Regions from separate parts of the Mus musculus genome. Here regions 2, 3, 4 and 5 are each linked to region 1. Evidence: chromatin loops called from intact Hi-C (ENCODE). Cell type or tissue: left cerebral cortex. All regions are shown on one strand. Region 1 has its middle 2.6 kb from the start of Gm42080. Region 2 overlaps Gm42081 (a long non-coding RNA gene). Region 3 holds the start of n-TWcca5 (a tRNA gene). Region 4 has its middle 33 kb from the start of Grap. Region 5 overlaps Slc47a1 (solute carrier family 47, member 1).

Region 1 (5,000 bases):
TATAAGAGTTGCTGCAGTCACGGAACTTTGCAGCAATAGAACACTGAACTAAGACAGGGGTCAAAGGCAGGAGGGTAGCATCACAATGAGATGCTATTTGTGGGCAATTATTCTCCTCAGAGCATCACCTTTCAATTGTTGCAGCTTTACAGAACTGTTAGAGGTGATCGTTGTTACAGAAACCTGTGCATATTCATGAGGCTAGTAGTTCATGAGATTCATGTAGAACCCTCTTCTGAGTAGTTCTTGACAGATGACCTATCATTCCAGTGTGTCTGAGGAGAATAAGTTCATCTTGATGTCACTGAGTTTTCTCAAGGGAAAACAAGGCAACCTAGTGGCACTCAAGACGGAAGGACCATGATACAAGAGGATGTATGGAAGGGCCTTAGGGCTTCTGGACCAACTGGCCATGCAGTGCCTGCTAGCTTCAAAACCAGTGTTGCCTTGGAAACCATTCCCAAAGGCTGTGCTTACTCAGCAGTGCTTTATGAGACTGTGAACCGACAAAACTGCTTTGAACCAGATCTCTATAGAAACACACTGATCTTCAAAATCCTGGCTTCACAGAAAGCTCAATGACTGACCTATCAGAAGCCATAAAAAGGTTCATATGGAGCTTTAGATAAGGGGGTTCTCCAACAGATCACCCCACATTTGCTCTTACTTTGAATTTCGGAGGAAATGGGACTTGGGTCCACTTCTCAGCTCAGGGCCATGTTAACTCATCCGTCCATAAATCCTGTGTGACTAAGTCTACCAAGAAAAAAAAAAAAGCACCGCTTCATTTAAGATTTCCCACACATGGCAACCCTTGGTCTTGCAGAGCCCTTGCCTCTCCCTGCGATGCTTATTGTTTTATTTGTTGGTTGTTTGCTGTAGTGTCCCCCACGTGCCCAGCACTGAACTGATCCCTAGGTCTTTGCCTGTGTTGGAGACCTGGGTTTTCTTGTCAAGGTGTCTCACTTGCAGCACAGGAGTTGCAACACTGTCTCTGTATGTGTAGACTATTGGCTTGTCCTTGGTGGATTTTGTTAGAACTGGCAACAGTGTGTTGATAGTCTAACAGAGAGGAAGGAAGTGTTCGAGCCATAGAAAGAACAAAGAACAGATTACAGAGGGATACTCACAGAACCCTGTGTACTTCACAAGAGAAACACTAGGCCTGCGGGATGTCTCAGAGGGTAAAGGCCCTCGCCACCAAACCCGACAGCCTGAATTTGATGCCTGGGGCCCACTTGGTGGCTGAAGAGAGTCAATTCCCAAGTCTTCTGACTCTCACATGTGTGTGGTGGTATGCACACCTATGTGTACCCAAATACACAATAATTAAAAAAAAACCTTTTTTAAATACAAAAACATTTCCATACTTTGCTCCTTTGAGCAACTGTCACAACAGTTGTCCTTTCAAATTGATGCTGAGAACATCTTCTCATGGTGAAATGTATATTTATGCCTGGAGAGATGGCTCAGCAGTTGACTCCAGTTCCAAAGGGATCTGACACCTCTTTCTTCCAGGCATACCTGTACATATATACAGACAGGCACATACCTAATTATAATTCAAATAAAACAAATCTCAAGAATTATATATTTGAATCTCTTTCCAGATAAAATATCCTTTTAAGCATCCTTCCTAGGACATGGTTTACAGACAAAGTATTTGCTTGGCATGAGTGAGGTCCTCAGTTCTAGTCTCAGTACTTCAAAAATATATATAGAAAAAAATATAGTCAATCATTAAGTAAGCATCATCCAGCTTAGACACCAATCAACTTATGGTTCATCTTCTGTTGCCCCCTCCTCCCCCTTCTCCCTCCTCTCTTGCGCGCGCTCGACTGGCCAGGAAGAACGACGCTGCAACAGGATCCTTCTGCACACGTTTATTGGGAGAGCTTGATTGTAGAGGCGAAAAGACTTCGAGCCCAGAACTAGTGCTGCTTTTATAGGCCTAGGAGGGGCGTGTCTCACACCCGGATTGGTTATGCACTAAGCCTCATTTGCATGTTCCTCATCTGATTGGCTACTCTCTCTCAGTACCTTACAGAACCTCATTATCATACCTCATTTGCATGTCTCACATCTGATTGGTTATACTCTCAGTACCTTACAGAACCTCATTATCATACCTCATTTGCATGTCTCACATCTGATTGGTTATACTCTCAGTACCTTACAGAACCTCATTATCATGCCTGGGCCAGGCAGTGTCTTTGCAAAAAACTTTACTGCATATGTACACATTGGTTGTTTGTCCAATCTTATGCGTGGTGGCCAGCAGTAGTCAGTGCCACTCTGCAACGGCACATGTGGCTTCCCACACTCCTCCCTCTCTTCCTCCCCCATTCTCCTCTCTTTCTCCTCCTCCTCCCTTCTTCCCCCCTCCTCCTCTCTCTCCTTCCCCCCTCCTCTCTTTCTCCCCCCATCTTCCATTTCTGTAGATCAAATCTAGAACCTCATACATGATAGGTAAGTGCTGTACTGCTGAGCTACATTTGACCAGAGTGTGGGGTCCTTAGATGGAGGCTGGCCTTCCCACACAAGCAAGGAGAGAGAGATTCCCCCTTCCTACTTTGCAGATTAGACATGATCTCATGGAAGCCCCCTTTTTAAAAAAGGTTTTAAAAGTTGTTACTGTATATTTGGGTACACGTGGGTGCCCATGCCAACACACACACACACACACACACACACACACACACAAACACACGAGTCAGAGGACGTGGGAATTAGTTCTCTCTTGTCACCAAGTGGGCCCCAGGTATCAAACTCGAGCTGTCAGGTTTGGCGGCAAGCTCCTTTACCCTCTGGGCCATCTCACAGGCCTAGTGTTTCTCTTGCAAAGCACACAAGATGCTGTGAGTATCCCTCTGTGATCTGTTCTTTGTTCTTTCTATGGCCCTGAAACTTCCTTCTTATCTGTTAGACTATCATGGGAATTTGGGCATTCTTGGTGGACCACAGTCAGAGGAAGTTGTCCTTGGATTTGGCCTGCTCCACTCTGAGAGACTGCAGCACACAGACACTAGATGGCGCGCTAGGACCTCTTGCGATGCACTGGGCGTGACAGTTGCCGCAGAAGCATCCCGTGCTCACTGTTTCTCTCTTTCCACTTCCATCCGACCCTTCTCGCTCTCAGGGTCTCTTATAGACATTGAAGGCCATGCCTAATAAAGTGGGAAGAGGGTCTCAGAGTCACTGGCGTGATATTTGAAGTTTTTGTTTAAAGTTTGAAGAGGGTTGTCTTATAAAATGTGCATCCAGGCTGGTCTGAGTCTGGAGTTCCCTGTGTTATCCCCACAACCTGTTACAGTAGTGGCTTTTAAAATGGATTTGGCGGATCCTTCCCCCCCATCACTTTCTATGTCCGTGGTTTGATATGATCAGTGAGGTTCCAAATCAGGCAACCAGAGGAGCTTGGCTCCGCTGTAGCTCGATTACAGGTATGAACCCATTAACCCGTCTACACTAAAGATCAGTCTCAGGGTTGCTTATGTGTGCAGCAGGTGGTGGGGACGACACAGACCATCTTGTCATGTTAGGCCAAAAGTCACAGTGTGTCTTCTGAATTCCTGAAAGAAAATATAGGGATCCTGGCTAAATGACCACATCGGATTGTATTTGGGACACAGAGGGGACCTGTAACCAGATGGTACCAACGTCCCCCTTAGCCATCTCATGAAGGGAAGGAAGTCCTCTGAGGAGAATTGTCTCCTCAGTCCCATATATGAAATTCTAAAGTGGATATGTGAGGAGGGGAGTGAGAGAGGGAGATGGAGATGTTAAGGGGGAGGAAGTGGGAGCAGAATTGCCAGGTGGAGGTGTAGATTGTGTGGAGACGCTCAAAGGTGAGTGGGTGCTTGAGTGTGCATCAAAATGGCATCTGGGGTTAAGGTTATGGAGACAGACAGGCTAGTGGACAAGTCTAGAGGGGCATATGACATCCTTCTCACAGCTAAGAGGTCACAGTGCCTTGCATGTGGGGATCCTCAGAGTCGATTTTTAAAATTATGCTGAAAGAATAATTGGAGGGCATGGTTACAGCTTACTGTGCTGTGATGAGATGGCATCTCAGAGTGGATATAAAGGAGCATTCTTGTTAGAAAGGAAAATAAATGCTTTTTTGAGAGTCTAAGGGTCAGGTTTAAACAAGCATTTGACATCCCAGGAATGAAGGAAAGGGAACAGAAGGTGCAAGCCCATTGTGCAGGCGCTACCAGAAGCACAGGATTTACCTAGAAAAGGTCTTTCTAAAATCTATTAGCAGATTGTAAGCGACGGACTGGAACCCAGTGGAAGACATAAAGCACCCAGATCAAGATGAAAATGACATTCAGTAGAAGTAGTCACCAGGAGAGGGGTCAACTTTAATAGTAGCTCCTCCCAGAACATGTGCCGAAAATTATCATCTCATGAGAGGTCAAGGTGGTAAGCCAACCTTCATAGCATTTTCAGTTTTAAATAACATTTACTGTGATGCAATTATTGGCCAACTTTCTTTTCTTCTTTCATTCCTTTTTTTAAAAACTTTTATTGAGGAAGCTGGAGAGATGGCTCAGTGGTTAAGAGCATTCACTGCTCTTCTGAAGGTCCTGAGTTCAAACTCCAGCAACCACATGGTGGCTCACAACTATCCGTAACGAGATCTGGTGCCCTCTTCTGAGGTGTCTGAAGACAGCTACAGTGTACTTACATCTAATAAATAAATAAATCTTTAATAAAAAAAAAACCTTTTATTGATTCTTTGTGAGGTTCCCATCATGCACCCCAGTCCCACTCAGCTCCCAGTTCCCTCATATCTGCCCTTCACTCTTGCAACCTCCCCCCCAATAACACCTAAACAACCCCAAAGAATAGAAAAGATCTCCCCATGCAAGCTGCAGTGTGTCATAGTGTGTCCCACTCTGTCCACACATCTTCACTTGCAAATGTTCACTGCAATGAGTCATTGGCCTGGTTCGAGGTCCCTGGCTTCTGTGACACCATCAATATCGGATCCT
Region 2 (5,000 bases), 200 kb after region 1:
GTTCCACCCTTTGGCAACACATATCATGCTCTTTTCCCCTCATGTATCCAGGCCGGCCTGGAGTCATCATGCCCCTTTGCCCTCTGGAGTGATGAGATTCCAGGTGTGTGCCGCCCTTCCTGCCTTCACCTTCCCCTTCAGTTCAACCTCCACGGACTCAGAGACAATCACCTGCACAGCAGCCGACTTGCAAGAGTCACCCAAACTCTGGGCCATCTGGGCTAAGCTTCCCACTGTATCCATCTACTTCCTGTCCCTGCAGAAAGGGACCAGAGAGATGGCTCAGTGGGGAGAGCGCTTTCTGTCCAAATGTAAGGACCTGTGTTAGGATTCCCAGAACCCATGCCTAGAGATTGGAGGCAGAGCCGGGAGAATTCACAAAAGGCCCTGAGCCGGCCTACCTGGTGTGCACAACCACGGAAAAGAGACCTCTGTCACAGACAGGGTGGAAAACAAGGGCTGCTGCCCAAGGTGCTCCTCTGAACTGCATATACTACATATATCACACATGCACCTGCACTTGCAAATGTGATCACATGGCCTGCTTATACCCTGCCCCCCCCACACACACACACACTAAAAGTAAATGATAATAGGGGCTGGAGGGATGGTTCAATGAGTAAGAGCACTGACTGCTCTTCCATAGGTCCTAAGTTCAAATCCCAGCAACTACATGGTGGCTCACAACCATCCATAATGAGATCTGATGTCCTCTTCTGGTGCATCTGAAGACAGCTACAGTGTACTTATGTATAATAATAAATAAATCTTTGGGCCCGAGCAAGCAGGGTTGACCCAAGTGAGCAGAGATACTAAATTCAATTTTAACAACCACATGAAGGCTCACGACCATCTGTACAGCTACAGTGTGCTCATATACATAAAATAAATAAATAAATCTTTAAAAAAATAAATGATAATAAATAAATAAAACGTGGTTTAAAAACACCTGAGACTTGTGGATTTAAAAGTTCCAGTCCAACCGGGCGATGGTGGCGCACACCTTTAATCCCAGCACTTGGGAGGCAGAGGTAGGCGGATTTCTGAGTTCGAGGCCAGCTTGGTCTACAAAGTGAGTTCCAGGACAGCCAGGGCTACACAGAGAAACCCTGGCTCAAAAAACAAACAAACAAAAAAAAAAAAAACAAAGTTCCAGTCCCTGGGTGGTTAGCACTGGGGTCTGAGGTGAGACAGTGCCACGTGGTGGAACATGTGGTAGAGCAAACTTGCAGTGTGCAATAGAAAAGAGCCAAGGTCTCACCACTTCCTTTGAAGTCACTCAGCCAGTGACCAGAAGTCCTCCTGCTAGGCCTCGCCTCCCAAACTTCCCAGCACCTCTTAAGAAGACAAAGCTTCTAACACCGGGGCAACCACAGCTCCTGTGTGTCCGCAGGGCCACGGGGTAGCTTCTATTCTGTAACTGACTGTGCTTTGAACACCCGTGGTGCACTTAGGTGACTTTGTGGAGGTGGGCTCAAACAAAGAGGTTTTCCACTTCCATCCGCATATGACAACCTTAAACATGTGACACCTCTCAGGGGGTTGGGGGGTCAGTGGGGAGCATGATTGCCTAGCCAAATTCATTTTTAAGGTTCATTTCTACTGTTTTTAACTCTGTGTGTGTGTGTGCGCACGCGCTCATGTGAGTGGGGTGCCCACACACCCAAAGACAGCAGACTCCCTGTGGAACAGGCAGTTGTGAGACCCCTGATGTGGGTTCTGGGAACCATGCTGAGGTCCTCTGGAAGAGTGCTGAACACCCGGGTCATCTCACTAGCCCTAAACCAAAGTTTTTTGTTGGGAAAAAAAAAATGTATAGCATTTAAGAACAGATGGACAAGCCGGATGTAGTGGCTCATGCAAGCAATCCTAGCACTCAGTGGGCCAAGGCAGGAGCATCACCATGGTTCAAAGCTAGCCTGGGCTACATAGAGTTTCAGACCAGCCTGGGCTACTCAAACAAGAAAGCTTATGAGCAACCAGTAAAGGGAGAAAATGCGCCCCCCCCCCTACTTTGGAGTATGCCACTAGTGCCCCCTGCTGGTAGATTTTGCTTGTTAAGAGGCTCTACTTTTTTTTTAATTAAATAAATTTGTTCTTGGACAATTTGACACACAATAGGTAATGCGCAATGACATTGTCGCCCCCTATGCTATCCCATCTCTCTATTGCCTTCTTTGCACATCCCCCTCTTCCTTAAAAATACCTTTCTCGTGCTCCTGTGTTCGTTTTGTGACCCGCTGAGTCACAAACCAAGGCTGTGCCATTCTGGGTTTGGAGCTACCTGTGGGAGCCTGGTGGGCTCGGCAGTTGGTTCACAACTAAATATGGTGGTTCTTCCTCTCCAGTAGCTCAGCAGTAAAGGGTGGAGCCCGTGAGTCCCTTCTTTCATGAGGCCTCTTTGGCATGGTGGGTCTTATGCAGGCCCTCTGTAGGTAACTGCAGTTGTGAGACACAGTAGTTTTATTGTATTTACAGTGAGACCTTCACAGCCACTCACCCCATCTCTCCTCTGGCTCTCCCCTCCATCCAGAGACACCTTCTACAGTGTTCTGATGAGGTGGGGCAGGGCAAGATGCAAAACAACAACAACAAAACCACCAACAACAAAAACACTATCTTTCAAAATAGCCAAGGTCAAAATCTCTGCCTGATAAGAGCCAGGCTGCCTGTGATGGTCTTGGTTTCTGATTTTTTTTTTTTTTTTTTTTTTGGTGTGGATTTGAAAGGTCTATCTACAACACATCAGGGTCAGAAAATCATGCTGACAGCAGAATATTCTTAGTCTCAATTTGAGTTTTCTTTATTTCATGTGTTTGTTTGTTTGTTTGTCTCTTTGTTACAGGGTTTAACTTGACTCAAACTGACCTTGAACTCACCATAGTCTCCTGTCTCTCAGGTGCGTGGCAGTTTGTTTGTTCAGTTTTGTGGTCTGGGAAGGCTGTTTTGTTTATTTAAAAGTTTCGTTGCACTTATTGACTTGGGTGTGTTCGTGTGGTGTGCCTGTAGAGCTCAGAGGACAACTGGAGAGAACGTTTCTCCTACCCTGTGGATCCTCCAGTCATCAGTCTTGGCAGTAGGTGCCTTCATCCACTGAGCCTTGCCAGCCTCTTATTTTGCTGATTTTTTTTTTTTTTGAGGTATAATCTCAACTATATTCGCGTTCCCTACACTGTTTCTAAACCCCCGGACTCAAATGACCCTCCTGCCTCTGCTTACCAAGTAGCTGATACTACAGACACACAACACTAAATCCTGCTCTTAATCCAGGTTGGGGCTGTTTGCAACCTTCTGCTTCTAACTGACCGAGTGAGCGCCTAGCCATGGTGTTAGAAGGGCACAGCTAACTGGACCAGTCTCTAACAGCTTATGCCAGCCTCACTCAAGGCACAGACAGCCACCGGGCTCTTTCACTGGCCACGTGAGTCTGGAAACTTCACTATTTCCATGTTACAGACGGAAAGTTGGATGGTGCAAATATAAAGCAAATTTCCAAGATCACATAAGGAGTCAGAGGACGCGGCTAAGTTTAGAATGGAGCCCTCTGCTCTGCAGGTCAGCACATCATCTTGATTCTTTATCATCTCCTGGAGAAAAACAGGAACATGTGTGTGTGTGTGTGTGTGTGTGTGTGTGTGTGTGTGTGTGTGTGTGTGCAGGAGTCAACAAAGACAAATCTGTCTTTCTTTCTCAGAAGGAATCACATTTTGGTATGTTCCTTCCCTGAGAGGGGGGAGTGTGTGAGCTTCTGCTATTCAGTTTATTTCCTACTAACACTGTCTCCTATTTAGTTCCCTAATCTGCTGTATACACTGTAAATGGCTTTCGGTGCTCTTCTTGGTCCCTTTGTCTCTGCCCTCAGCCACTGTTTGTCCACCCTGAGGAGTGGAGCAGACCGCCATTCAGTTTCTTTCTGATCTTTGTCTTAGAGAATTTTCCCTCTGTAGGAAAGCACTTCATAAGGCTGAATCCTCCCCTTCCCCTTGGGGCTGGCTGTATCAAACAAGGGCCCGGAAGCTGCTTTTGTCTGAAGATCGGCCTCCTCACTTGCTTTTAGAAAGGAAAGGCCAGCACCTCTGCCTTCATTGTGCACCTGCCTTCTCACCTTTGCTTCGTGTGCTCGAGGGCAGGTACACCTGTTAATCACCCTAGAAAACAGGGATAGCTAACCCAGCTCAACTCCTTCCAACCTGAAGGCACAAAGATAAAGCTAGCCGACTCAATGACCACAATCCTGTTAGAGACGCTAGATGAAGGGCAGAGCCTTCCAGGACAGCCCACTCCCCATGTGAGGGCAATTAACCTCAAGGGTGGGGCAGCAGTGTGCAGCAGGAGCAACCACATCCTGAGAACTGAGGTGTCCCCAAGAAGTAAGGACTTCTTCTGACCCCTTTGCAGAGCCAAAAGTACAACAGGGATCATCGAGATGTCAGCTTTGACTAAAAAACACCAAGGCAGACTCGAGGCACAGGATCCCTTTGTCTATTCTTCCTGGCTGCTCATATGGATAAGGCCCTGATCCTGTCTGCTTTTTCCATTATTACATCTCTCATTTCAAGATGGCGGCTAAGCCTAACTCACTGGGGCTGGCCAGAGCTGGGGCTCCTGTCCTAAAATCTCATTTGTAGCCATGCAGCTCCCTGGGAGCTAAAGACTGCTTAAGAGAAGTTGCCCTTCTCAGAGACTGAGGTAAGCTACTGCAGGGGGTTTCTCTGTCTCTGGGGTTTCATCAACTTCAGAAGGCTCAAAGCTGAACAGCCTCCAGACCCTGTCCTGATGCTTGCTGCTTTCCCAGCCTGGGTAGTATCCACACACAGACTTGAAGCCACAGAAACACCCTCTCCTCCAGAGCCCACACTGTCGCATCTCTGAATGTAAGAGGGACAGGATGTAGTCATGTGTCCCTACTGTCTCCGACCAGCAGAAAAGAAGCGATGAAACTGACGTCCTTCTCAAGGCAGTTTATTCAGGAACTTCACAATGTGCAGGAAAATGAATGC
Region 3 (5,000 bases), 220 kb after region 1:
GTCATCTCCAGTCCAAGAGCCGTTTAGAGGAGGGAGCTGAGAAAAGTAAGTTCAAGGCAAACAAGGAGAGATCTATATTAAAGCACAAAGCTCTGTGTTGATTGCTCACACAAGCCCGGGTAACTGGAGGGAACATGGGTGGAATCCGAGGGTCGAACCAGGGCGTTAGAGGCTGAGTCAGCGCACCTTCCCCTTGATTCTGCTAGCACCTCCTGTAGGTCATCACAAGTCATCGCTTTCTCGAGCGAGCATTCGGGTATTCGTAGTCTCAAGAAAGGGAAAAAAGAGGGCTGTCTTATATGGCGTGAGAAAGGCGATTTGATCCGATACTGATCTCATTTCTTCTTTATGACTTGGTACTTACTCTATTCTGTCGTGGTTGACGGTGAAAAAAAACCTAACTTGACCCCGACGTGACTTGAACACGCAACCTTCTGATCTGGAGTCAGACGCGCTACCATTGCGCCACGAGGTCACAGCAAGCTTGCGACTCTGTGTCGCTAAAGGCCTCGCTTCACCGGCTCGCTCCTGGGCTCTGAGGTTCGGAACAGAGCGCTGTCGCTCGTCTGAGCAGAAGAGGAGTTCGGAATGCCGCAGCTCCGACAGGAACGGCGTCCGGGAGGATGCCAAGCTGACATTCGGCGACAGACATTTGGCTCTTCCTCCTCCGTCTCTCGCGGTGACCCTCGGAGCACACAGTGCTGGGTGAACACTCACGGGAGAGGGGACGCCGGAGGGGAACTGAGGGATGCTTGTGAACCGGGAGCTTCCCGGGGACCGTGGGACCGGGGACCCAATTGACAGCCATGCACGGCTGCGGGCCCCGCCCTGTAAGATGGCGGCCGCCTCCACGGAGGGCCTGGAGCGGTCAGGCAGGAGTGAGGGGGATCAGGCAGGACGGTTAGCGAGGACGGGGACAGACCGGGCGGGCACCAGGACCAGGGCGGCTGGTCTGGGATGACGGAGACCGACCGACCGGGGGAGCACCGGGACCAGGGCAGCGGGTCCGGGATGACGGAGACCGACCGACCGGGGGAGCACCGGGACCAGGGCAGCGGGTCCGGGATGACGGAGACCGACCGACCGGGGGAGCACCGGGACCAGGGCGGCGGGTCCGGGATGACCAGGACCCGGCAGGCACTCAGGCGCCAGCTCTGGTTCCCAGTCCGCTAGGAAGAAATGCGGGGACTCGAGAGAGCGACGCCCAAGCGAACGGCTAGATAAACAAGAAAAAGCCCGGCAGCTTTACTAACTACATAAGTAAACATTTCTTAGAGGAAAGAACAATATGTGGGAAATATTGCTATTATCTCCCGGCGCTGTTCCTTCGTCCGGATTGTGGCCCGTACGTATACCAGTGCACAGATCACACACAGAAAGCATCCTAAATGAAGGGCAAATGCCTAAACAGCGTTAACAATTGTACTTTTTAAATGCGCATGTGCATATGTGCTAACGCACATGGTTTTGGATGTTTTGAAAGTCCTGATAAATACATACTCATAAACTGAGATGCTCTTACCATCTTAAAATCTACTAAAATGATATCTTTGGATCTACTAAATGTTTCATAAAACCTTAAAATGTTGTTTACATAAAACATTCTCTGGGGGCATACGGTTTTAAAACGTGATCAAACTACGAAATTTAACATTAGATACAGATACATAGATTTTTTAGTAATGATTTCCTTCCTAAGCAAATTGTTAATATTCTGGACAATACTAACAATGACTTTGGGTGGCTCACAGTCATCTGTAACTCCAGTTCTAGGAAATCTGATGCCCTCTTCTGGCCTCTGTGGGTTGCTATGGGATTTCTTTTTCAGGACTTAATAAATAAATAATAATAAATTATTATTATTATTATATGCATTAGGCCTTTTACACAATCTTTCCTGACTTTTACAAACCAGATACAGCTGCATGATGGTATTAGCACTTGAGCTTCCTTCCTTTGGCCACACCTCTCTATTACTAAATTTAAATTTATAAATTTATATTAAAGTCAAAAGTAGTGTCACTTCTTTTTTTTTTTTTTAGGATTTATTGGATTCTCAGAATCAAACTTTTTTCTTTTCTCTCTCTCTTTCTCTCTTCCTCTTTCTTTCTTTCTTTCTTTCTTTCTTTCTTTCTTTCTTTCTTTCTTTCTTTCTTTCTTTCTTCCTTTCAGCAGGTTCTACATAGCCTTGGCTATCCTGGAACTCACTATACAGACCAGGCTGGCTTCAAACTCATAGCAATCCACCTGCCTCTGCCTCCTGAGTGCAGAGATTGAAGATGTGAGCCACCATGTCTGGCTAACTTTAATTTTAGAAGCTGTACCATAGCATGTCGTCCAAGAGACAGCAAGAAAAGAAATAAGAATCAGGGTCTCTGGGGTGGAGAGAGGTGTCCCTTTCATCCACTCTGTCAGTCTTCAAAGAGACCAATCAGGTTAGACTGTCTGTCCTTCCTGTCTCTCTAACCCACACATCCTCAGGCAAGCCTCAGTGTAGACACAGAGATCACACGCAGACACTGGCTTTAGTCCCCAGCTCCTCTGCCCTCACTCCTTCACTGGCTGGAGTTTAAAACAATTGCCAACCTTGTCACTCTCCTAGTAACAGCCCGACCATGAGCATCTCTGAAGTTATTTCTTTTACCTTAGTGAAAAGGGGGTTTCTTGCCTAAGACACTTGAAAAAATTCATAGTAAACAACCAAGAAAACCTGGGGCCAGTGCTAAGAGCAGGTGCTGCTCTTCCAGAGAACCTGGATTCAGTTCCCAACACCTGCCTTAAAGTGGCCAGCATGGTCCTGAAATTCCAGTTCCAGGGGATCTGTCGCCCTCTTCTGGTGTACTTGGGTACTGCATGCACCTGGTCCAAATACAAAGACTCAAGATGTGTCCCTCCTGTCCCTGTCCCTGTCCCCTTGCACTCCTCTCTCTCCCTCCATATCTCTCTCTCTCTCTCTCTCTCTCTCTCTGTCTCTCTCTCTCTCTCTCATAAGTAAATATATTTTTACAACACCTCAAAAATTCATGTACTAGATTCAGAAAAGAGGCTCACTTATATGAATGAATGGATTTTTTGTTATGTTTTCATTTTTGTTTTTTGTTTTACATTTCCATTCAGGTTAAAAGTGCAGTGAGAAAGGCTGCTTTCTTTGTTTCTAATGCTCAAGGCAATAATTTCTTTCCTAGAAAACTATCGCCATGCACTTGGAATGGGATTGTCTACACTAAATGAATAAGGAGAAACGGAGAACAGCTAGGGAGGATACAATGCACCAGAAGTAAACATATATGTTGGCAGAAAAGTGGGGAGACGGGAGGGAGCACTGTGAGCCTGCAGGTGACAGCACTCACAGAGATGGTGAGCCAGGAGCTGCACCTGAGTTCTTGTCACCCTCTTGTGTGCATGGGAAGGGATAGAGATGAGAGCAAGCCATGAATGAAGATGGCGTGGGGAAATCTGTGGGAGTGGTACTCTGGGGACCCAGCAGCCCTGGGTCCTCGAGGAACCCAAGTGAAGTAGAATCCAATGGAGAGAGGCAGATGAACAGCCCGGATCAGGCTGACAGATGTTTTAGATGTTTCTGTCCCAGTTTTTATTTTTTCCCTCTAGAGAATGTGTACTAATGAAGCAGTAAGAGGGCTGAAGATCTCTGGCTCTGTGAGTTAGGACCAGGGTTCAATTTCCCACACCCCACATGGCAGCTCACAACTGGCTGTAACTCCAGTTCTGAGGCATTAACTTCCTCCTCTTGCCTCTGCAAGCACCAGGCACACACATCCTGACCCACTAAGCAACACCCGGTCTCCCCGCTAACTGCACTCTGGACTTTTCCAGCAGCAGCTCCTGGGCTTTTGAGTGTTTCGGAGGACCGATGCGTGTGGAGCCGCACGGGTGGAGAAGCAGACAGCTGTGAGGCACACCTGGCCAGATGTGCGCCAGCTGGCGGGAGTGGGCATGGCTTAGCTGCTCCTCCATGCGATGACTGCTTGGATGTTGAGTAGTAGATTGACAGCTGGAGCCTGTGCACTTGTACCCACAGCAAGCTCTCCCCTGGAGGAAGATGTGAGGAGCACACCTAGGACGGCCTCAGCATCTACTGTGTGGTCCATTTTCAGGTTTTTCCCCTCTGTGTTTTTTGTTTTGTTTTGTTTTGTTTGCTTGTTTGCCCATCCCACTGGTCCTTGGGAAGTGGCAACCTCAACCGTGAGTTAATGCCAGGGTTTACACATGCTAGGCAAGCTCTCTCCCAACCGAGCCTTATCCGCCACCCATAACAAGAGGAAAATCAAACAGCACAAACTAATCGTTCTGTCTTTCCTCTCAGTCCTCCCTGCTTTGCAAGATCCTGTGGTCTGGGCTTCTGTTTTTCTGATGATGTTGGTCCGTGTAGCCCCGTGTAGATCTAAGTAAGTGGCTTTGGAAGGTTCATATCTCTTTTAGGACCATGTGTTGCAATCCCTAATCTGTGGCAGTACTGAGAAATGACGTAATCTTTAGGCCATGGGACCTAGCAGAAGGAAGTTAGATCATTGGCACCTGCCTATGAAAGGTGTGCCCTTCCCCCAGCCTTGAGTTGGCCTAACAAGTCTCCAAGGCTGGAGCCTTTCTGTCTTCCCGCCTGAGCCTTGAGGAGCTGGCCGCCCACTGAGCTTACTTTGCAGCTCAATCCGGCTGAAGCAAGCAACAGAACCCAGCCAAAACAAGGGGATGTGTCCTTGGGTTTTCCTATATATATTCAGAGCTGAATATTAAAATTTGAACCTTGATCAGAGAACTATGCCTCGGCTGTTATTTCTCTCGTCCGCACATCCTAATTCCATCCTCAGCTCTTATTCCAGGTATACCCAGTTCTCCGTAGTCGCCGGACAGATACAGAAAGAGACATTAAAGCCCTGGCCACTGTCTGTCCCTTTGTTTCCTTGTCACCAGGAGGTGAACAGGTGGAACATCATGTCCCCACCATGATGTGCCCAGAGCAACAGGGCCAATTGATGACAACC
Region 4 (5,000 bases), 430 kb after region 1:
CTCTACATCACCCACTTCTCTCAAAGCGGGGTCTCTTCAAACAGACCCTGACACAGGAATTGGGGTGCAAGGAGTTTTTTGGGTTTCTTTGTTTTGTTTTTCAGAGGTAACCCTAGGAAGCCAGTGGAGACCAAGGGATGCCAGGCAGAAGGGAGCTGAACACCGAGGAGGAGCTAGTCTCTGCTATCAGCCTGGCACTGAAGATCAATGCTCAGGACTGCCCCCAGCACTAGAGTGTAGGACTCCCCCACACCCCCAATCTTTGCTTTTTTATTTGGGCTGAGTACTACTACTGTGCAGAGGAAACTGTGCCGAATGCCATAAAGCAGGATGGGACACTCAAGTTAAGTTAGGAAACAGTGAATAGTTTGTTTTTGTTTTTTTTAACGAGTAGGAACATTCCAGACATTGGGTACATACTTACGTTAAGGAACTATTCATTGCTAGTGTGAGAATAGGTTTAGCTGGGTTCCTATGCTTTTGAAGTGGGAATGGATAAGACACATTTGTTAGCTGCTGCCTGGAAGATCGTCTGGGACCTTGATCTGGGAGCCTGAGTCCCCACATGGGTGTTTCTGCCTCGTGAGTTGGCATCTCTTTCCAGCAGCTGCTGATTCTCTTGGGGTTTTGTTTGTTTCTTTGTTTGTGGTTGTTTTGTTATTGTTTATTTTTTAGATAGGTTTTCCTGTATCCCAGGCTGATCTCGCTCCACCTATGTGGCCCAGGATGAAATCCTGGCCCACCCTGCCTCTACTGACCAATTGCTGCGACTGTGTCTGCCGATGTGCCCGGATCGTGCCCGGATCTCCTGGGGCACTCATAGGTTCTTAGTCCTCTACGCAGCCACAAGCACGGCCAGCAGAGATTCTAGGAGCAGAATAACTAGCTTCACTTCCTGTGGAATCTGGACCTGGAATGTCTCCCAAAGGCCATGTGTGAAAAGTCCCCAGACTACAGTGCTATTTGGTTTGGAACTTTTAGGAAGTGGGCCCATTAGAAGAAAGTTAGGTCATTGGGGCCACACCCTTGAAGAGAATATTGGAGCCTCAGTCCTCTCTTGGGGTGTTTCCCGGCTTCCAGGAGATGAAGTTTTATCCACCACACCTCTGGCTGTGATGTACTATGCTAGTTACAACAGGTCCTTTGAAACTGTGAGTCAAAATTAACCTTTCCTCTTTTTAAGTTCATTTTCTCAGGTTGTTTTGTCACAGTGACCAAAAGCTAACACACTTACTAATTCAGGGATGGTGTTCGTGTGTGTGTGTGTGTGTGTGTGTGTGTGTGTGTGTGTGTGCCCGCCCTGAGGAGGGAGGGGATACTGACGGTGGCCCCATCTTGAGAGTGTCTGGAGCAGAAGGAGAAAGCAGTTCTTATTTGAGGGGTCATTGGGGAACTGGGGATGAAGCCAAAGGTCCCGTGTGTACAAAGCGCATGCTCTACCATGCAGCACACGCTGATCTGGCAATTTCTTCCTAATGCTCGCTCTGTCGGTCTGTTCATTACATCATGGTGTGAGGACAACTTTAATTCTTTCTCAAACACTGCATTGTCTCCTACAGACTCTGTCCCCGTACTGAAATTAATGTACTGGATAGAGAGATTCTGCCTGACCTAGAACTTGCATCAATCTTTCTGCCACCGCCATCTGGATAATGGGGTTACAGGTGGACAAGACTAAATTTTATTTAATTAGCAATTTTTGAACATGTACAGAAATATAAAGTATGAGTCCCTACCACACAGCCACCAGTGTGTTTGTTTGCTTTGTTTTTATTATGCCTTTTTTATCTATCTATCTATCTATCTATCTATCTATCTATCTATCTATCTATCTATCTATCTTTAAGGCAGGGTCTTATGAAGCTCTGGCTGGCCTGTAAATCACTTTGTGGAGCAGGCTGGCCTGGAGCTCAGAAAAAGCTGCCTCTAGTTTCCTAGCTCTGGAATTAAAGGCACAGGCTGCCATGCACAACTACATCTGTCTACATTTCAATGTGAAGAAGGAGGAGGAGGAGGAGGAGGAGGAGGAGGAGGAAGAGGAGGAAGAGGAGGAGAAGGAGGAAGTATTGTAAAAGAAAGAGTAATGGTCTGTGAATTTTTGTTTCATTTTCTGTGTCTCTTTTGTTTTGTTTGAAACACAATATCACTATGAAACCATGGGTTTCCTTACGAGCATCTGAATTAGAATTTAAATTCTGAAGAATTGCCATCTTTGGTTGGGGTGCAGTTCAGTGACAGCGGGTTGACCCCAAACCAAATCAAACCTGCTGTCCGATTGTTTATCCATCTCCTTTAGGAAGAGAGCAAGCTTTCTTTGACTGAGGCCAGGCTCCTTCAGCGTTTGGTCGCGTTCTTGGTTGGCAGTACTTGTTTGTATTGTTACCTCAGTGAGCCTGACCCATCAGAGCTTTTTAAAATACACACATACACATTTTATTTAAATCAGATAATGGGAGAACAATTTGTGAGTTCCTGGGGTGGAAAATTCCCGAGCGCAGGAACCGCAAGGCAGAAGCGCCCCCAGCTGGCCGCTCCTGGCCAACTGCCCTCGCGACCGCGCCCTGTGATGCTGGGGGGTGGGGGCGCTGAGATGGGGGAGGACTGGGGGAGGGGGGTGTCTAGAGAGCTGTGGGGCTGAGATACTGCGGGAACGGGGTTAAGGGATTGTAGAGTCGGGAACTGGGGAACTAGGGAGCAGAGAGACTAGGAGTGACGGCCACCTGTGAGGCTGGGGAGCTGGGCGTGGTGGGTGGGTGGGGGATGGGGAGCTGGGGAAGCTGGGATACCAAAAGCTGGGTCGGGGTGGGTGCTGAGTCCGCAGAGCTGGGGGGGGGGGGCTGGGTCTGAGGGCAAAACTGGAAACTTGGAGATTGAGTTCCGTGGGTTGGACAGTTGGGGGTCTGCACCCTACCCCACCCTGCCTGCAGCTACCACACACACTTTACTTTCTGGTCTCTGTGTGGGTCTCTACATCTGAGGAAACTCAGCCTGGGTGGCCAAATGCCTGCGCTGGGCTGGGTTTTGGTGGTTTGAGCATCCAGAACGGCGGCAGGAGGGAGGCCTAAGGTGCCTGCCGCAAGAGGGCAGAAGGGCGGTGGTGCTGTTTGCACATCGCGGGGAAAGTGCTCGTCCCTGCGCATGCGGCTTCCCACCGCACTCCTACACGTTGAAACTGTCCGTTGTGGACCGAGTAAGGCGCACCCTGGACGCCTGGTTCTTGAGCCTGTGAAGGGATGGGTCTCTCTACTCAGTGAAAGAAACTTAAGGAATTTTTTTACTTAACTGGTACCTGAAGAGGGTGGTGTGATGGTGGAGGATAAACCGATTCGAAGGAGGGTTTGGGCAGAAAGTCAAGAGAGTCAAAAGGCAAAGGGAAAGCGGTGAGTTGGAAGTTGTCTAACGTTTGTACAGCCTTGGCTTCCATTCCCAGAGCTTTTCTTTTTTAAGTGCACTTAGGAAAAAAATCTAGGCTATATTGATGACTTAGAGGAGAATAGACTCAAGAACCTGCCCAAGCGCACTGTGGCAGTGAGAATGCTCTCACGTGCTGGGACACACACACACACACACACACACACACACACACACACACGGATAGGTAGGTAGGTAGATATAGACAGACAGAATGGTAGAATGGGAAAGCCAGGCGTGGTGGTACATGCTTTTCATCCCAGCATTCAGATGGCTGAGGGAAGCAGAACTCACCAGTTTGGCATACATACCCATGCAGAGTGACCCCGTCTCAAACAAACGAACAAACAAACAAACAAACAGAAATAATATGGAGAAAAAAAAATCTGTCCTCACCACCTGCAGGAGGCTCTAGCTTCTGCACCTGCAGACTTTTTCTCAAAACACACTCACATGCACATAAAATACACAAATATTTACCTAAAAATTTAGGGGTGCAAGGATTGTCCCATAGCTTTATTAAAAATGGTTAATAAATAGTGTGTGTGTGTGTGCGCGCGCGCGCGTGTGCACACGTGGAGGATAGAGGTCAATGGGTGTTTTCCTTGGTTACTCTTTTTTTTCAAGATTTATTTTTAATTATGTGTGTCTTCATTTGATTTCTGTCGCTATGATGAAACACCAGGGCCAAAAGCAACCTGGGGAAGAAAGGGCTTATTTGGCTCACATCCCATCATTAAGTCAGGGCAGGCATTCAAGGTGGAAACCTGGAGACAAGAACTGAGGCAGAGACCAGGGAGGAGAGCTGCTTACAGGATTGTTCCCCATGGTCCTTTTGCCCCTACGACCACTAGCCTAGGGGTAGCACTGCTCACAGTGGCTGGGCCTTCCCACATCAGTCATTAATTAAGAATATGTCTCGGGCCGGGTGCGGTGGCATACACCTTTAATCCCAGCACTCTGGAGGCAGAGGCTGGAGGATCAGATATTGAAGGCCATCCTTGGAAGTTCAAGGCCATCTTGAACTTTCATGGACTACAGGAAACCCTGTCTTTAAAAAAAAAGAAAAGCTGGGCGTGGTGGAGCACGCCTTTAATCCCAGCACACGGGAGGCAGAGGCAGGTGGATTTCTGAATTCAGGGCCAGCCTGGTCTACAGAGTGAGTTCCAGGACAGCCAGGGCTACACAGAGAAACCCTGTCTCGAAAAAAAAAAAAAAAAAACCTTAAAAACAAAAACAAAAACAAAAACTATGCCTCCATAGACATTCCTACAGGCCAGTCTGATGGAGGCATTTTCTCAGTTGCTGTTCCCTCTTCTCAGATGACTCTAGCTTGTCGCAGAAAAACTCACCAGCATAGTGTATGTGGTTGTGTGTCTGCAACTGATCTTTTAAAATAAATTTGTTTTTGTTGTTGGTTCTGTTTTAAGACAGGGGCTGGAGATATGGCTAAGGGATTAAGCAGGCCTGGATTCTCACGCACACACTGTGGCTCCTAACCACCTGTAACTCCAGTTTCAAGGGGCCCAATACCCTCTTCTGGCTTTTGTAGGCACCAGGTATGTTTGTGGTACACATATATATGTGCA
Region 5 (5,000 bases), 160 kb after region 1:
GAGCCAACCTCTGGAGTGGCTTTGCTCTGACAGTTCCATATTTGGACATGTGGCTCAGGGATGAGCAGTACCTGTGAAGGGTAGGCCCTGCTAAACTTCCCCATGTCTGGCCTCGAAGCCCTAATAGGATGCATGCAGGATGTCAAGATAGCCCCATGATAGGCCAGCCACACACTGGCTGCCTCTTACCTTCAAGTCTGTAAGAGCTTTGGGGAATCTCAACCTCTGAAATTTCCCTAGACTGCCCGTGAGACCTCAGTATCTAACAAGAGTGGAAGGAAGTCCTAAGTAAAGACAGACAGCTTTTGGTCAGCCCTCACGTGACTCAAGGATAACCAGACACTAAGAACAGAATCAGAGAGATGATAAACCACTGCCCGCCTACCTGCTGCACCTTTGTGCAAAAGGCATTTATACTCTTCATAGCCACATCCCAAAAGCACGGTCTAGGGAAAATGGCTGCTCCTACAACCTTCTAATATCAGAGAGATTTTGCATAGTAAAGTCAGCATGATTTCCTCCCCCACACCCCAGACCCTCAGAAGACCCACACCCCCACTCCCTTCTGCAGCTTCAAATGCTTCTCTACAAACTTCAATTCCCTGTTCCTCCTCCAAGCCTCACGGTGTGTGGACTCCACACCTACAGACAGAGCTAAATACTCTTCTTCTCCTGTGTATCTTTGTCGTGTCAGCCGCAGATTGCAGGAAGGTAGAAGGAAGCCACTCTACCTCCCTCATGGGAGTGAAAGGTTAATAACTAATTGTTCAAGGAACCGGGGATATGGAAGAATGACCAGACTGACAGAAAAAAACAGCCTAATGTAATTTGCATGATGCAAAGGTCCAAGCAAGAACCTACTTAAAGTGAGTGATGCTTAGCTGACCACAGGGACCCCCGTTAAAACAAGCATGCGAAAACCAGCTTCCAAGACTTGCTCCTCACATAGAAACATTAAGTATTGGAAATGTCTGCAACCCAGCATAAAGGAAAGATAAATATGATCTGCCAGACCCTACTACCCTCAGAAGTACTTGGTTTTATACACACAGTGGTATGTCTACTGTACCCCAGAAGTAAACAAAATTATTACATATGGACCAAACACTTTCAATATGCTTTTAAGAAGAAAAGAAAGGCCCATAGAATACCTGCAGAGGTACCAAGATGAACAGAGGGCCTAAGAAGCCTAAACCCTCCAACACAGTCCGTTAATATATGGAATCAAAGCAAACAAACTCTAAGTCAGTTTATCTCAGAGTGGGTATAACTCGACTTGACATCTGTTTCGGAAGCGTCAGTGCCTTGCTTCAGGGAGAGCTCACAGAAGCTAATCCAGATGTGTCCCACAAATGCCCCTCCAGTCCTATATTGCAAGTCTGCCCCAGAGCTGAGAAAATTGTAGCTTACCTGGGTGAGCAGGCTCGTGAGAGACAGCGGAATTCAGGGCCACGTTTACCTTCAAATTGGCATGTACTTGAGCCTAGAAAAGTCAGCGAAACTCAAGTTCGGGTGGCATCAGGGAGCCTTGCTAAGCATGGCCACTTGGCTTAGGAGAAGCCATGTCCCTTGACTGACACCTGAGACAAAGCTGCTCTGGTTCACTGTGACTTCCTAAAGACTGAAGAGGTTCCTGGGTAGGGAGGGAGTAGACAGATCTAAGAGGGACCAACCAAGGTCGCTGGAATGCTCCCTTCTCCCTTCTCATCTTCTTACTTCAACTGCCCTGTCTACCCCCATGTTCCCAGACCTCATGTTGACCCTGGGAAGGTGGGGGGGAGGAAGCATTCTCTCTCTCTCTCTTTCTCTCTCTTTCTCTCTCTCTCCCTCTCCCTCCCTCCCTTCCCTCCATCCCTCCCTCCCCACTCTCTCTCTCACACACACAGTACTAGGATGAACTTGGAGAAAATCTCTAGTTCCAATTCTTCTCCTGAAACTGGCTTTTCACTGCAAGAGACCAGAAATGGAATTCTGTTTTACTATTCACTGAGCAAACAAAGGGGAGTGATCGGGGCCAGGGTCTCACAACCCTTCACCTCAAAATCCAGTTAAAACAAAACAAACCTAATAATAATTAAAAAGCATAAAAATAGCATAAGAAAAAAAAAACTTCTCAAAACGAAAGAATGCTTGCCACATCTGGTCTGGTTTGGCATCTGCAGAAAGACCCAGGCAACAGTGAGGACGGTTACCTACCTGTTGACAGGCGCGTTTCCAATTGAGCCGAGCAATAAAAGCCAGGAAGCACGTGGTCTGACAGGTAGTGCAGATGATGATGCCTGACCACAGGCCTGCAGAGGGCGATATTTGACAGCTTAGCTCATGGAGACAATGGCCACACTAAGTCAGTACTGGTAGGCAATCAGGCAAGGTAGAGTTGCTAAGGCTACCTGACGGGATTCATGCCAGAGCAAAAGGTTCAGGAAGTTATTTGGACCCTTTCTGCTTATGGTAATTGGATATTAAGAAAAGGGCCAGTAGTAAGGAAATAGTTTCTCCTGAAAAACTACTGCTTCATGATGAACTTTTTTTACCTATATGACCTATGCATGCATGTTTGTAAATTTACATGTGTGTAGATACTTGGGAAGGCACACGTGCATGTGTAGGGAGGCTTGAGTCTGTCATCAGCTGTCTTCCTTAATTGTTCTCCACTACAATATTGAGGCAGGGTTTCTTTCCACCTTATGTCTTGAGGCAGCGTCTCTCACTGAACCCAGAGCCCCATGTTATCTGACTATATAGCTTGCTCTTCAGATTCCCTGACTTTGCCTCCACACAAGACCAGTCAGGACACACCTGAGCCACCCTCATCCCCCATGATCCTCTCCTACTCCTCTGCTTACCTTTCAACTTTCTGCCAAGACACACGGGGGGGGGGGGGGCGGGGGGGGGGACGGGACACAGGATGGGGCGATTCCCTTATGTAACGGGATCCGAATACACAGACTTTGCAAATACAAATCCATAGAAGGGCTGAGGCTAAGCCTTGAGTTGTAATTCAAAGGCTTATCTTTACTCTGCTCTTTGGTGCTAGCTGCCCTCACATCTTATTTATCAGGAGTGGTCAGCAGGCTTCTCTCAGGAGTGAATCAGTAACCACCTGCCAGGTCTAGGATGGAGTAAGAAAAGCCTCTGGCTTCCTCCTTCAAACGAATGCCCAGTTTTGCCTAGAAACCACACTCTCATTCCAAACTTTTTTTTTTTTTTTTTTTTTAACAGAAATACCTGCCTAGCTCAGGCTGTAATTTGAGTAACAGACTTGATTTTCGCTGATGCCATAATCCCTATTAAAAGATGCAGGATGCTTACCAGAATTCTCTGGGCAGAGCCATAATTTACATGTTTGAAAAACCATACAGGAAATTGATAGCCATTGTGATTAATCAGTCTGCTTGTAAAAACCTGCAGCCTTCTGAGGCACTGCGGGGAACCTCTTACATGCTGCACACTCTAATGCTGGCAACAGGAAAGATAAAACCAACCTTACTGTATTTCTATTTAAGAGGCCACTAGAATGACTGAGTACAGGTCTCACACATCCCTCACCTCCCCAGGGCCTCCACTCTTTCCCTCCAAGAATCCCCAGCTCCCTCTACTTTGCCCACAACAGATACACTTCATGAAATGAGTAAGTAGGCCAAATATAGACCCTGGGATATAGATGTATCTATATTTTAAAGTAGATTCCTTTCTAAAATTTTAACTCAGCTGGACATGGGAACACACACCTGTAATCCCAGCGCTTAGGAGGCTAAGGCAGGCTGATCCCATGTTCAAGACCTGCATGGACTACATGGGAAGACTCTAAAAAAAAAAAAAAACAATAACAACAAAACAAAGTTGGATGTAGCTGGACATGATGGTGCATGCCTGGAATCCCTGAACTCAGGAGGCAGAGGCAGAATTCTCTGTGAGTTCTAGGTCAACCTAGTCTACATAGTGAGTTTCAGCACAGCCAAACTTATAATAGAACTTCTTTTTAAGTAAATTTCAGATGTATCACTTACTGTATAAAATGATAGCCTCGCAAGGAGATAAATAAGCTAATTACCTTGGCCTAAATAGTCCACATTCTCTGCTATATCAAAACATTACTTTGTGCTCCATAAATGTTCATAATTGTGCTTGTCAATTAAATTAATATTGTCAATTAAAATAATATTAATAAAAATATAAAAAAGACTACAAAATGTCTTCTTGGTATTTTGTACTGATTGCATGTTATCGTAATATGATTTGGAATTGTGTTAAATAAAAATACTACTCAAAATCCAGACTCCTCTGATGTTTCCACTGGCCTGCCGTCAGCGTATCCAAGCCATGAACAACACCGGAAATTCGGCTAAATAACAGCCACACCTTCATGGCCACAGAACTCTGGCGATCTCCATCTTTGGATAACCCCAATATTTTTAATTAAAATATTATTGAACTTGAGAAAATGGAAAGACACAAGTTAAGACGTGAGACTGGAGGCCCTCAGCAGCCCTCAGATGACTTCTAATCACCTCCAAGTCTGCCACACTGATGGATTCAAACAAGTCACGCCCAAGTCAGTCAGTCCTTCACCCCAAAGACAACAGTTAGGCTTTCCTGTAACCATTTAGTCACAGCCAGTGAATTATCAATTATTATTTTAGAAACCAAAGCTGGATAATTATCTATCTCCCTACTTTTTTTTTTTTTCTCCTAAGATGAGCTCTGGTAATTTCAGAGCGCGTGGGTTCAGCTCTTTGCTCCAAACACAGCAAGGTTATACAGAGGAGTCTGCCCCACAATCCTCCGCGCTACATCTCTCTACACGGTCCTCTGCAGAGATGTGTGAGGTACACAGGTGATAAATGGGGAGCAGAGGCTGAAGACTGGGACAAAGGTGACAAGGAGGCCACCCCAGCCTTGCCCTTTGTGCTGAGAACACAGGGTGCTGTTCTAGCAAGTTGTATGTCCAGTCCCAAGCATCCTAACATGGGACTTCCGTGACTCACCTCGAACTCCCC

Evidence for each region. Peaks named below come from ENCODE experiments on the same cell type or tissue, not always from the same donor. Only the 100,000 strongest peaks of a DNase experiment are listed, where the experiment ranks them.
Region 2: it touches region 1 in a loop (6-fold over the local background); 12 of 42 quality-filtered maps call a loop at or near these places.
Region 3: it touches region 1 in a loop (8-fold over the local background); 28 of 42 quality-filtered maps call a loop at or near these places.
Region 4: it touches region 1 in a loop (2.7-fold over the local background); 4 of 42 quality-filtered maps call a loop at or near these places.
Region 5: it touches region 1 in a loop (2.4-fold over the local background); 12 of 42 quality-filtered maps call a loop at or near these places.

Annotation. Positions count from the first base shown.
Region 1 is chr11:61,190,550-61,195,549 of GRCm38, forward strand. No RefSeq gene overlaps it. Among named protein-coding and RNA genes, the nearest start is that of Gm42080, 2.6 kb to the right of the region's middle. In left cerebral cortex, a CTCF peak has its summit at 3,032 (motif pointing right); a DNase peak (open chromatin) is centred at 3,039.
Region 2 is chr11:61,386,182-61,391,181 of GRCm38, forward strand. It overlaps Gm42081 (a long non-coding RNA gene), which reads right to left. Exons shown (of 2, transcript XR_879912.1): 2 at 4,947-5,000. Among named protein-coding and RNA genes, the nearest start is that of Gm42081, 9.1 kb to the right of the region's middle. In left cerebral cortex, a CTCF peak has its summit at 2,045 (motif pointing left); a DNase peak (open chromatin) is centred at 2,009.
Region 3 is chr11:61,407,513-61,412,512 of GRCm38, forward strand. It overlaps n-TWcca5 (a tRNA gene), which reads right to left and starts at 475; the gene lies at 404-475. In left cerebral cortex, CTCF peaks have their summits at 225, 1,787 (motif pointing left) and 2,841 (motif pointing left); DNase peaks (open chromatin) are centred at 484, 783, 1,249 and 2,826; H3K4me3 peaks cover 1,932 bases; H3K27ac peaks cover 1,667 bases.
Region 4 is chr11:61,617,403-61,622,402 of GRCm38, forward strand. No RefSeq gene overlaps it. Among named protein-coding and RNA genes, the nearest start is that of Grap, 33 kb to the right of the region's middle. In left cerebral cortex, CTCF peaks have their summits at 2,499 (motif pointing left), 3,076 (motif pointing right) and 3,846; DNase peaks (open chromatin) are centred at 2,492 and 3,119; H3K4me3 peaks cover 1,253 bases; H3K27ac peaks cover 2,410 bases.
Region 5 is chr11:61,347,249-61,352,248 of GRCm38, forward strand. It overlaps Slc47a1 (solute carrier family 47, member 1), which reads right to left. Exons shown (of 17, transcript NM_026183.5): 15 at 2,197-2,291; 16 at 1,411-1,483. Among named protein-coding and RNA genes, the nearest start is that of Slc47a2, 6.9 kb to the left of the region's middle. In left cerebral cortex, a CTCF peak has its summit at 2,292 (motif pointing right); a DNase peak (open chromatin) is centred at 2,301.